Linked DNA regions of Homo sapiens: region 1 is linked to region 2. Evidence: chromatin contacts called from ENCODE Hi-C or POLR2A ChIA-PET data. All regions are on one chromosome and are shown on one strand. Each heading gives the region's core, a stretch centred on a gene start or an enhancer-like site at or near the end of the contact. The rest is flanking DNA. Distances are from core to core; before and after follow the strand shown.

Region 1 (6,139 bases), core at 3,633-6,132, 39 kb after region 2:
GATCTTCCCAAGGGTGTGAAGTGTCCACAGCGTCTGCCTTGGGAGTTTCCATGCCCACCAGAACCATGCCCCAAGCCCCTCAAGCACTCTGACCTAGGAAAGCCAGTGAAGCAAGGATGACAACATGGCCCTTTGATACTAGCTGAGGGACAGACACAGGTCCTGGGAGACCAGAGAAAGACGAGGGGCAGAGGAGGTGTCCTAAAGGAAGTCTGAGGCTGAGGAGCCACAGGATGGCTTCCAGCTGTCACAGGCTGCTGCTGGCCTTATCACAGAGAGTGGGCCAGAGGGCTGGGAACCAAGGCCAGAGCTCAGGTTCAGGACCATTCCAGCAATCCCAGCAGAAAATGGGGAGAATTGTATGGTATAGGCGGATATGAAGGTAGAATCTGCAGGCCTTCAGTGGCCAACTCAGAGTCTAAGTGGATTCCACAGTTACAGCTTGAGCAGCTGGTTGTAGGTCATGCTTTCTACACTGGGCATATAGGATGTGTTTTTTAAAAAGTCCTCTCTTAACCGTTGCTTGTTTAGATCCTAAGTATATCACTGCAGCCTGTGAGATGGTGGCAGAAATGGTGGAGTCTCTGCAGTCGGTGTTGGCCTTGGGTCATAAAAGGAATAGCGGCGTGCCGGCGTTTCTCACGCCATTGCTAAGGAACATCATCATCAGCCTGGCCCGCCTGCCCCTTGTCAACAGCTACACACGTGTGCCCCCACTGGTGAGTCTGCTCGTTCCTTGCAGAAGACCAAGTACGGTGAAAGGCACCGGTAGGCCCTGGGCTGGGCACACGTGAGAGGGCGGGACAGAATCCCCGCAGCCCAGAGGCTGCCTGCTGTGGTTCTGGTGCCCACTGTGGTTCTGGTGCCAGGCTGCTTTCCTCAGGCACCACGTGTGGAGGTCGCTAGTAGAAATACTGGGTTTTCTAAAATGAACTGAGGCCCTACATCCCTAAGAGATTAGTGTTAGACCTGATTCTAGAGCAACTAGACCACTTTGCTTAATAGCAGACCAGAAACCACACCCCCTCGAGTGAGTGAGATTTTCCTTTGGAGATAATTCATGTTTTTCTACACAGTTTTGCAGTTGTCTTCAGAATTGGTTTAAAGTAGGTGTTATTGCCAGGCGCAGTAGCTCATGCCTGTAATCCCAGCACTTTGGGAAGCCAAGGTGGGCGGATCACTTGAGGTCAGGATTTCGAGACCAGCCTGGCCAACATGGTGAAACCCCATCTCTACTAAAAATATAAAAATTAGCCAGGTGTGGTGGTGTACGCCTGTAATCCCAGCTACTCAGGAGACTGAGACAGGAGAATCGCTTGAACCCAGGAGGCGAAGGTTGCAGTAAGCCGAGATCGCGCCACTGCACTCTAGCCTGGGCAACAGAGCAAGACTCCGTCTCAAAAAAAAAAAAGGTAGGTGTTATTGATCAGAACCCTTGTTTCAGATAACATGAGGAGCTTAGCTTGAGGAGAGTGAGGGTTGATGGAGGGGGACTGACTTCTGCCCAGTGAAATGGCATCATCTCCCACCAGCCCGCTGAAATAAGATGATGGGGCCTGTTCCTTAGGGCCTGCAGCATCCTCAGGCAGGAAAGAAAGGCCGACCTGGCAGGGTGTGAGCCAGCAGGTGTAGGTCAGGGAGAATGGAGCCAGGTCCCAGGGAAGAGGCTTGTGGCTGCCTGAGAAGGGTGCGTGCCTGCCTGTGTGTGTGTGTGCACGTGTGTGTATGTATGCTGGAGAGTCTAGGGAGGCTTGCTCCAAGGACGCAGTATTGTTTGATCCTGAGAGATAAGGATTCTGCCGCAGGGAATGAAGGTATTCCAGATGGCGGGCTTATTCCGAAGAAGAGGCCAGTGCCTGGCGGTGCTGGAAGCAGTTGCAGAACAGGGAGTTGTAGGCTTTCCTGGGAAGAGAGCAGCAGGGGTGCTGGAGAAGCAGGCCACACTTGCTGCATGGGGTTGCTCTCGGCCCCACTCTTGGTGCACAGCGAGTCACTGTGGGTTCATTAGCATCTGGTTATGAGACAGTAACTGCTCCTTTGGAGGGGCTCGTGGAGACCATGCAGGAGGGCACGGTCTTGAGGTCATGCCGTCCAGAGCACACCTGAGGATAGGCCAGGACGGGCTGCACGCTGTAGGTAAAATTCCTCCAGCAAGCTCTTCACTGGCATTGAGGAGTTCCCTGAGTGCGGTCATCTGGAAGGCAGCTGTAACAGGCACTGCAGTCTCTCCCTGGGTGGGTACCAGAGAGGAGCATAGGGGAGCATAACCGATTTAAAGAGAGGGCTTTCCTGTGGTGAGGTAAGAGATTAGCTGGTCATTATCATAGAGCCCCCTCTGCCTTTGTGCAGATGGGCTGTGGGAATCCTGGGGTTCCGTTGGGTCCTTTGTCACCTCACTGAAGGCATGTAAGCTGAGCTGGCCAGACCGTGAGCTGATCCTGCCACTTGAACAGCATCAAGCCTGCCTCTGGATTCTTCTGTGCATGGCACTTGTCTGAGCACCTCACGCACAGAGAACTGGACTTCAGAGTTTACAGAAATAAGCTGTATGGTTCATTTTCATGCCTGCTTGCCAATAAACATATCTGAGCTGAACCTCATTGAACGCCTGCCTTTATTCTAGCACAGCACCTGCTGTTTGTGGGCGAGGGGTGCTGTCTCTAACTCCTGCCTGCTTCTCCCAGCACTCCCTGAGTGGGGTGTGCCAGCAGCCTCAGGATGAGGACAGGAAGTGGGAGGGCAGAGCAGATTTGGGAGGGCCACTTGATGGGGAAGGAAGTCCCAGGAAGCAGTTGGAGCTGTTTTCTGGGGGAGAAGGTGCCAGCTCTGGGACAGTGTTGGGGTAGTGAGGAGGGAGCCCAGTGGAGAGAAGTCGGGCTTCCTGCTTCCTCACAGTATGTCTGTCCTGACTCAACTCGGATGATGTCACTTCCTTTTCATCTTCTCAGGTGTGGAAGCTTGGATGGTCACCCAAACCGGGAGGGGATTTTGGCACAGCATTCCCTGAGATCCCCGTGGAGTTCCTCCAGGAAAAGGAAGTCTTTAAGGAGTTCATCTACCGCATCAACACACTAGGTACTCTTGGGGCCTCTCCTTCAGGTCACCATTGTCGGACATCTACCGGGAGGAAATCCAGAGCCCCCAGTACTGGGATCTTCTCATTTGACTCCAGAAAAGATTTAAGCATGATAATAATACAAACCTATGTGAATACATTTTGCAGTGTTGGCAAAACTCCTTTTATACTGAGAAAATAGATCCCAGTTCCTGTGTTTTGTGGCTTGAATCCCAGCTTTGTGTATTCCGGGCTTGTTTGAAGTCAGGAAAGGTTCATGTGTAGTGGACAACGTGAGACCAAATTCTGCCTTAGATTTTGCATTTAGGCTAAACAGTGGCAGCACTTGTCTCAGAATGTTTTCTTGTGTTCACCAGTCTGATCCTGTTGTGTCTCAGTGGTCCATTTTCTCATATGGGAACAAGCAGACGGGAGCAGATGGAGTCAGGTTTCTTGGCACTCGCCTTCCCCAGAGCCTAGAGGCAGCATGGGGAGAAAGCAGGCTTGGGGCTCAGACAGTCCTGGTCTGCTTCCAGCCCTCCTACCTGAGCAGCGCAGGGCAAGTCCGTCTAACCTCTAGAGACCCTCAGTTTTGTCATATGTAAAATGGGGGTCGTGTCTATTTCATAGAATTGTTGCAGATTTAGAAATTACATTTCTAAACAAATGTTACCCCTTATTTCTAAATAAGTGTCTAAATGAATAAGTCACCACTTTTGCCCCTATTTGATGGCAAGAGGTGTGATCTTGTGGTGGGACTGTAATCAGTCAGTTCTCAGTGACTGTGCCCTGCTGTGGTGTTTCCTGGAATGTTCCTGTCTTGTCCTAGAAAGTCTGGCAGGGGCACCCTGACTCCACTGTCCAGTCCTCTCCCCAGTCCCTCGGGCTTCTGCAGATTTGAGGCTTGTTTGGATCCCAGAAGGTTGTGGCAGGAGACACCTTGCCTCTACTTTCCCCTTTATAATTCAATGTCCAAAGAGAGCCCTGAGCAGGTACCTCACGCCAGCTGCCTCACGGAGCTCCTCCTCTTCCTGGCTGTGAGGATCGGTATCAGTGGCCTCCTGCTCTCTCCCCCTTGCCTAACACGAGCACCTTTGCTTACTTGGGTGCCCTTGCTCTTGAACTGCCCATCGGACGTGCGTGACCCAAGACTGTGCCGCAGTCCTTGCCTTGTCTGTGCTCATTTTCTTTGTTCATTTTTTTCCCTGTAACGTAAATTGTTATATTTGTCTGTATCTGTGTCTGAATCAGTCCTGCACGCTCTCCTTCTCTCTGTCTCTTGTTCTTTCTTTACCCCGTTTATCACGGGGACCCCGATGTCCATTGCTCTAGTTCTCCTGTCCTAAGCACCCCATCCCGTCTCTCTGGCCTTACCACAAGTGGCGTGGCTGCCTCAGACATCATGATGGGGACATGAAGCACAGCTGTCAGAAACAACTGTTCGTTAGATACACTCGAATGCAGCTCATCAATAGGGATGGAGGGTCTGTCGGATGTATTTTCACTGAATCCCCGTTCCTACCTTGATACACTCTTTTTAATCTATTCTTCTAGACAGGTCAGAGGAACCATTACTTTGACTTTTAAATTTTTAGCAGCTTTATTGAGGTAGAATTCACATACTACAGATTTCACCCACTCTAAGCGGACAGCTTGGTGGCCATTAGTTTTATCCACAGAGTTGTGCAGCCAGCTGCACAGTCTCAGGGCTGGACTCCAGGGAAGATTTTAGCCCATTTAGTGAGTGGGGCAGAAGTGGCCCTGGCCCTGCACGAGGTTGCCTGCATGGGCGTCCCTGCCCTGTCCCTGTGTCTGCTCCACTGGGGGTTGACCAGGCTGCCAGGGCCGACTTGGGCCTGTGCCACCTGCCTCTCATGTGTCTCGGACAGTGCAGCCGATGTCTATACTTCGGTTTCCTCAATGATGAAATGGAGGGGATAGTGTTCCCCGCATCATAGAACTGTGTGAGGTTTAAGGGACTCACTGCCCTTGGCGTGGAGCCTTCTCCAGGGGCCGTGCTGTGTCGGCGTAGCTGTCAGCTCTCCGTTACAGGCTTGAGAAGGGTTGACACTCTCTCATGTAACATTTATATTTCTAGGCTGGACCAGTCGTACTCAGTTTGAAGAAACTTGGGCCACCCTCCTTGGTGTCCTGGTGACGCAGCCCCTCGTGATGGAGCAGGAGGAGAGCCCACCAGAAGTAAGGCCACACCCTGTGCTGGTTGGCACATGGGCAGTTATGGCCGCTTGCAGGCCTTTGGTGGGGAATAAAATAAGGCAGCAAGCTGGTGTTCTTTTTTTCTCTTACCTTATTTTTGAAAGAGTAGCTGAATGGTGTCTTGACTGATATTCCAGAGCAGGGACAAAGCCTGCTGAGGTCTGGGGGCTGCGATTACCAATGGCTGGAATGCATTTTATTACGGTGCATTCCATGTTAAGGATCAATACGATTGTGCCCTTTCTGGAAAATATCTTTTAGTTTATCAATATTCAGAGGAGTGTAGGTTGAATTAAAATGAAAAGGCACTTTATAAAGGCCATGAGTAGTACCTGGTTTCATTTTTCTAATGTCTTGCAGAGATTTTATCAGGCTTCTTGAAGTGTTCACGTACATTACGCTAACACGATATTAATAATAACTGTGCTCTGGTACAGCGGAGCCAGCAGAATGGGAAGTTGTGGAATGCAGGCCCTTGATTCTGATAGAAGGTGTGGTTTGAACTCACAGAAATGACAGTTTGGAGGGTAGACATATGTCACAAGTCATCAAGATTGTCTTTAAATTCATGCATAGAAGCTAACAGGGTGTCATAAGCAAGGCCTGTAAAATGTATGAGGGAATTCAAAGATAATTTATTAAAAAGTAATTCATGTTTGGAGTTTTGTGCCCAAAGGAGTCCTTGATTTGAAAAATGGGCTTTTGCCCATCAGATTGTTTCAGGGCCCGTGTGTGCGGAGGCCCTGCCTTGTGCCCCGTGAGCTCAGCCTGACAGAAATCCTTTGGTAGCACTTAAGGCTCCTCTTCCTCCCATTGAGGCAGGGAAGACTCTGGGTTCTGCAGGCAGAGGTGGTTGTGGGTGTCTTG
Region 2 (5,629 bases), core at 104-2,603:
CATGGAGAGGAGTTCATCAGCCACATGTTCAGTGAGCTCTGGATATGTCTGTTTAGAAATGATCACTAATAAACTTGTGCTCAACCATGTATACCTCTGGGAAGCAGGTGCTCTTCAGTAGATTGCCTCTGCAGAGAACACAGAATTGAAGTGAATGTCCACAAAGGCAATGAGCCACCTGCAGAATAGTTTAGTCAAGGCTGTGTTTGAAGTTTGCCAAAGATTAATATACATTTGATTTTCATGTTGTGCCTTTTCTCTGATTGTGAAATATTACAAATTCTATACAAATAACAATGATGGCAAATCCTCCTGAGCAAAGTGTGCACCTTGTATGTGCCCTAGAGGAACTTGTGTTTCGTTCTGATTCCCCTACATTTCTCATGTCATAGAGTGGGGGTTGCATTAGTGTCCCCCTGTCCTCGCTGGGATCACATCTGTTTGGATCCTAGAGTCTTCCAGCTGAACTGGGACAAGTATAACAGACGGACACGTAGGGGTGGAAAGGCGTCTCTTGGCAGCAGACTTTCTAATTGTGCACGCTCTTATAGGTGTTGGAGATGTTCATTCTTGTCCTGCAGCAGTGCCACAAGGAGAATGAAGACAAGTGGAAGCGACTGTCTCGACAGATAGCTGACATCATCCTCCCAATGTTAGCCAAACAGCAGGTTTGTCCCCGCAGCCTTGGCTTGTTGTTGCATAGTGATGGTAGCTTAAGGTCCTTGTGAAAGGTGGGTGGCTGGAATCAGCTCTTCCTTCAGTCCTAATCTGTGCCTTGATAGCAGTTCTCCGTGCTAGTCATGGGACAGCTGACTTCATTTCTTCTCACAATGCCATCTCAGGTTGGTATTGCCCACCTACTTTACAGGGGGGATCCCACAGCTCCGAGAGGTTATGGAGGTGATCAGGCAGCACACAGCTTTAGAGTGCTGGGGTGAGGGCGGGCCAAGGCTAACTCTAAAGCCCGAACCCTTACCTCCTACACTGCCTCCTGCATTCTGGTCAACCCAGTGTTTTATTTGGTGGTTAGATTTTTGTTTTTGTTACCTTACTGCTTGTAATTTAGCAGTTTTCCTTTCCTTTCCCTTCCTTTCCTTTCCGACAGGGTCTCACTCTGTCACCCAGGCTAGAGTGCAGTCGTGTAATCTCACTGCAACAACCTCTGCCTCCCAGGTTCAACCAATTCTCCCACCTCAGCCTCCTGAGTAGCAAGGACCACAGGTGTGCACCACTACGCCTGGCTAGTTTTTTGTATTTTTAGTAGAGATGAGGTCTCGCTGTGTTGCCCAGGCTGGTTTTAAACTCCTGGGCGCAAGTGATCCACCAACCTTGGCCTGCCAAAGTGCTGGCATTACAGGTGTGAGCCACCTCGCCTGGCCTATTCATCACTAATCAGAATTTCTATGATCAAATGACATGAATCATTGTTTCCACAACTGCAGTGGAAGGAAATGGCCTGGCAGTGCCAGTTTCAGAAGCAGCCTGCCCCCAGTCAGGCACAGGCCACTGTGCCCCCAGTGTAGCAGCACCTCTGTAGCTCACAGAGAAGGGTGGTGGGGACCTCCTTGAGGCAGCTCTGCCAGAAAATCTCATGAGCTGCCTGGCACAGCTTGAGGTTGCCTTTTAAGTGGACTCAGCAAATACATGTTTGTTCATCTTGATTATACACAATAAACAACTACTCTGTATAGTACGAGTAGTCCGTGGTTTTTGGCATTTGATTTAAACTTAGAGGCATGTGATATTGATGTTACTGCCTTCATGACTGCACCCCCATTCTGATTTCATAATGGAATGTTATCTTGAGACCAGTTAGACAACAGGACAGGGATCTTGGCTTCTGGTGAGATTGACAGCAGTTTTAGTGTGGTCAGGGTCTCCCTGCCTACAGATGGTTTTAGAATGGTGCCCTGGAAGCTTTATCCCATTCTTTTCTGTGCGTAATCTGAGTAGAGTGGAGATCGAAGGCCTGAATACATAGTAAATACCTGACTTAATATCTGCCGCAATGGAAATTGTGTGATACAACATTTATGAAACGCTTAGTGCAGCACCTGCCAGGTAGCTCACCACAGGTGCATGTTGCATTCAGAAGTAGTGCTAGATACTATCCTGTTACTGGCAGTGCATACATCAGTGATCAAAGCAGATTAAAGAAAGACCCCCTGCCTTCTTGGAGTGAAGATTTTGTTGGGATGCGGGTAAGGGGACAGACAATAGAAAAGCAAGTGAGTGAAGTCTATACCATGGCGGCTGATCAGGAACACCGTACAGAAGAATCCAGGAGGGAAGAGAGTTAGGTGGTGTCTGCGGTGGGAGTGGCATTGTTCAGCTGGTGATGAGAAGAAGCTTTGGTGATCTGGTGACATTTGAGTGAATTTGCAGAAAGGAAAGATACAAGCCTAGGAGATACCTGGGGAAGGAACATTCCAGGCAGAGCAAATAGCAGTGCAAAGGCCCTGGCGGGGGGCGGACATGCTGTTAGGGTACAAGCAATGAGGGTGGAGGAGTGGGGCAGCCATGGGGAGGGAAGGGAGTGAGGCCTGGTGGGGTGAGGCCAGTGTGGAGGAGCCTTGAGAGGGTTTGCGCTGATGTGGTGTAGGTTTTAGCAGGATCATTCTTATTCCTGAGTTGAGAATAGCCTTGAGGGGGAGGTGAGGGCAGAGCAGGGCCACCCATGTGAGACCCGGCACTGGAGTGGAATGGCCCAAGTCAGCATCCCTTGGCAGCATGAAAGCAAAACCAGCAAGGTTTGCTGGTGGCTTAGATGTGGCATGTGAGAGAGAGCAGGGCTTTGGGGGTGATTTCAGGGTGAGGACAGGGTGGCTGTGGACAAGGTAGGGCAGACATTGGGGGCAGCAGGAGGTCAGAGCCTGTCTGGATGTAGCAGTTGAGACCCCATAGGTGCCTAATGAGGTGAGGCCAGCATCAGGTGTATGAGCCTGGAGTTGTCGAGAGACTGTGGGGCAGGGGGTCAGCATCTGAGATGTCCACTCACAGTGGACCCAGACTGGCTGGAGAGGAGGAGGAGCTTGAATACCGAGCCTGCTGAGTCCCAGCTCCAAGGTCAGGTAGGTGAGGGGAGCCAGTGCTGGGGCAGGGGGAGTAGGCAGGTGTGGGGTTCCTAAAGCCAAGATTTTTTTTAAGGCATTTTGTGCAGGAGGGCGACATCTGCTGTCAGCACCTTGGGAACTTGGCCCAGGTTTGGCAGCACCGAGGGCACTGATGAGTGCTTTTGGAGGAGCAAAGGGAGCCAAACCCTAATGGGAATGTGTTCCTGAAAGGACAGGAGAGAGACTTGGGAAAAGGTTTTACTTGAAGAGGGAACGGAGAAATAGGGCAGTAGCCAGAGGAGGAGAGGAGTCGGCAATGGGTTAAGTTGGCAGAAATGAAGGCCTGTTTACGCACTGAGGGCAGAAGCAACAGGGAGGATCAGTTCATGACACAGGAGACACAAATCGCCGTTGTGGTGTTCACAGACATGGGTTAGGATTGGCTGCATGGATGACAGAGCACTGTGGGTTCTCCCAGAGTTGCTGGGGAGGAGGCAGAGTTGGTGAGCACAGGCGAGGGTCCAGGATGCAGGAATCCTGGAGCTCAAGTCAGTTGTTCCCTTGTTGTAAGATGTGGCCAGTGTTGTGAGCTTCACATCTGTGCCTTGAAAAACACCACATCTGTTTGCAGAGTTGTTTACTATGTATACACACTCAGTAGAAACAAAAATTGGAAACAGTCAGTGCCCACCATCAATAAGTAATGGTTGAACACACTGTGGTATAAGCTTAGACTATTTTAGCTTGGGCTATTTTGCATGATTAAAAATGTTCTGGCCAGGTGTGGTGGCTCATGCCTGTAATCCCAGCACTTTGGGAGGCCAAGGCAGGCAGATTGCTTGAGCTCAGGAGTTTGAGACCAGCCTGGGCAACATGGTGAAACCCTGTCTCTACTAGAAATACAAAAAGTAGCTGGGTGTGGTGGTGTGCGCCTGTAGTCCTGGCTAACTCAGGAGGCTGAGGTGGGAGGATCACTTGAGCCCATTCGTGCGCCACTGCACTCCTGGGGCACAGAGTGAGACTCTGTTAGAAAGAGAGAGAGAGAAAGAAGAGAGAGGGAGGGAGGAAGGAAGGAAGGAAATAAATGGAAGAAATGGAAGGGAGGAAGGGGAGGGAGGAAGGAAGAAAGGAAGTTCAGCCAGTTGCCTTGGGAGTTCTCCATTGCACTGGGTTAAGTGAGAAGAGCAGAGACGTTTATGATTTTTCAAAACAACTAAAACAAAACCTCTGTGGGTGAGGGGGCAAGGATATGGCTATAGGAACATGGGGCAGATTAAGAAAGGGATATACACACACCACTTAGCATTTGTTACAACTGTTGTGGGAGGGATGGAGTGCAGAAAAAGAAAAAAAAAAGTGCACACCATCCCATGTATGTGTATACAAAGGGACGCTTGGAAGACTGGTCCCCAAAATGTTGGTAATGATTGTGTCAGGGTGCTGCAGTGCTAGTTGATTTTTTTTCACACTTTTGTATATTTGAGTCTTTTACAGAAAGCATTTATTATTTATGTAATAAAAATCTAAATGACAAGATTTCTGTTATGGGAAAAATGTAGCTATACAGTGTTGTTGTAAAAATGTTTGCTTGGTTCACCACTGAACTTAAAATGCTTTTAAATGAGGGAAGGTGACGATGAGATGATTATGATGATTTGCCCTTGAGTTACATAGCTGGTGTACAGGAAGCTGTCGTTTCTTTTGGCTTACGTAGAAATGTTTGTGGTGTCTAATTCCACAGATGCACATTGACTCTCATGAAGCCCTTGGAGTGTTAAATACATTATTTGAGATTTTGGCCCCTTCCTCCCTCCGTCCGGTAGACATGCTTTTACGGAGTATGTTCGTCACTCCAAACACAATGGTGAGTCTCTCGCCTGGCTCAGCAGATGAATCTGGACGGCTTGTTCAGGCTCTGATTACTGGGACCACCCCCAGAATGTCTGAGTCAGTCAGTTTGGGTAGGGCTTCTTGAGAGTTTGCTTTTTTTTTTTTTTTTTTTTTTGGTGTGGGGGTGGTGCGGAACAGAGTCTCACTCTGTCGCCCAGGCTGGAGTACAGTGTCATGATCTCGGCTCACTGCAAGCTCTGCCTTCCAGCTTCACACCATTCTCCTGCCTCAGCCTCCCGAGTTGCTGGGACTACAAGCGCCCACCACCACGCCCGGCTAATTTTTTTGTATTTTTAGTAGAGATGGGGTTTCACCGTGTTAGCCAGGATGGTCTTGATCTCCTGACCTCGTGACCCGCCCATCTCAGCCTCCCAAAGTGCTGGGATTACAGGCGTGAGCCACCGCACCCGGCCTTTTTATTTTTTTTGGAGATGGAGCCTTGCTCTGTCACCCAGGCTGGAGTACAGTGGCGCTACCTCGACTCACTGCAACCTCCGCCTCCCGGGTTCAAGCAATTTTCCTGCCTCAGCCTCCCGAGTAGCTGGGACTACAGGTGCGTGCCACTGTGCCCGGCTAATTTTTTGTATTTTTAGTAGAGACGGGGTTTCACTGTGTTAGCCAGGATGGTCGCGATCTCCTGACCTTGTGATCCGCCCGCCTCGGCCTCCCAAAGTGTTGGGATTACA

The links. Hi-C counts contacts between places; a loop is a spot of excess contacts on that map. ChIA-PET counts read pairs that join two places held with the same protein, here RNA polymerase II (POLR2A). Pooled maps may share reads with other maps.
Region 1: a loop to region 2 is called in a pooled map of adrenal gland, with 4 times the contacts of the local background. The contact joins two enhancer-like sites. A Hi-C loop is called at or near these places in 2 of 168 maps with a recorded cell type or tissue (both CD14-positive monocyte) and 2 of 50 pooled maps. POLR2A ChIA-PET finds 5 or more read pairs at or near these places in 3 of 52 experiments (CD8-positive, alpha-beta T cell, activated CD4-positive, alpha-beta T cell and naive thymus-derived CD4-positive, alpha-beta T cell).

The regions. Positions count from the first base shown.
Region 1 is chr4:3,217,234-3,223,372 of GRCh38, forward strand. HTT (huntingtin) reads left to right here. Exons shown (of 67, transcript NM_001388492.1): 52 at 532-719; 53 at 2,949-3,075; 54 at 5,154-5,254. Among named protein-coding and RNA genes, the nearest start is that of MSANTD1, 29 kb to the right of the region's middle. Within about 2 kb of position 4,883, at least 3 of the 41 ENCODE cell types and tissues checked have a DNase peak (open chromatin) inside an H3K27ac peak, as active enhancers do.
Region 2 is chr4:3,181,803-3,187,431 of GRCh38, forward strand. HTT (huntingtin) reads left to right here. Exons shown (of 67, transcript NM_001388492.1): 37 at 552-668; 38 at 4,795-4,917. Among named protein-coding and RNA genes, the nearest start is that of MSANTD1, 65 kb to the right of the region's middle. Within about 2 kb of position 1,354, at least 2 of the 41 ENCODE cell types and tissues checked have a DNase peak (open chromatin) inside an H3K27ac peak, as active enhancers do.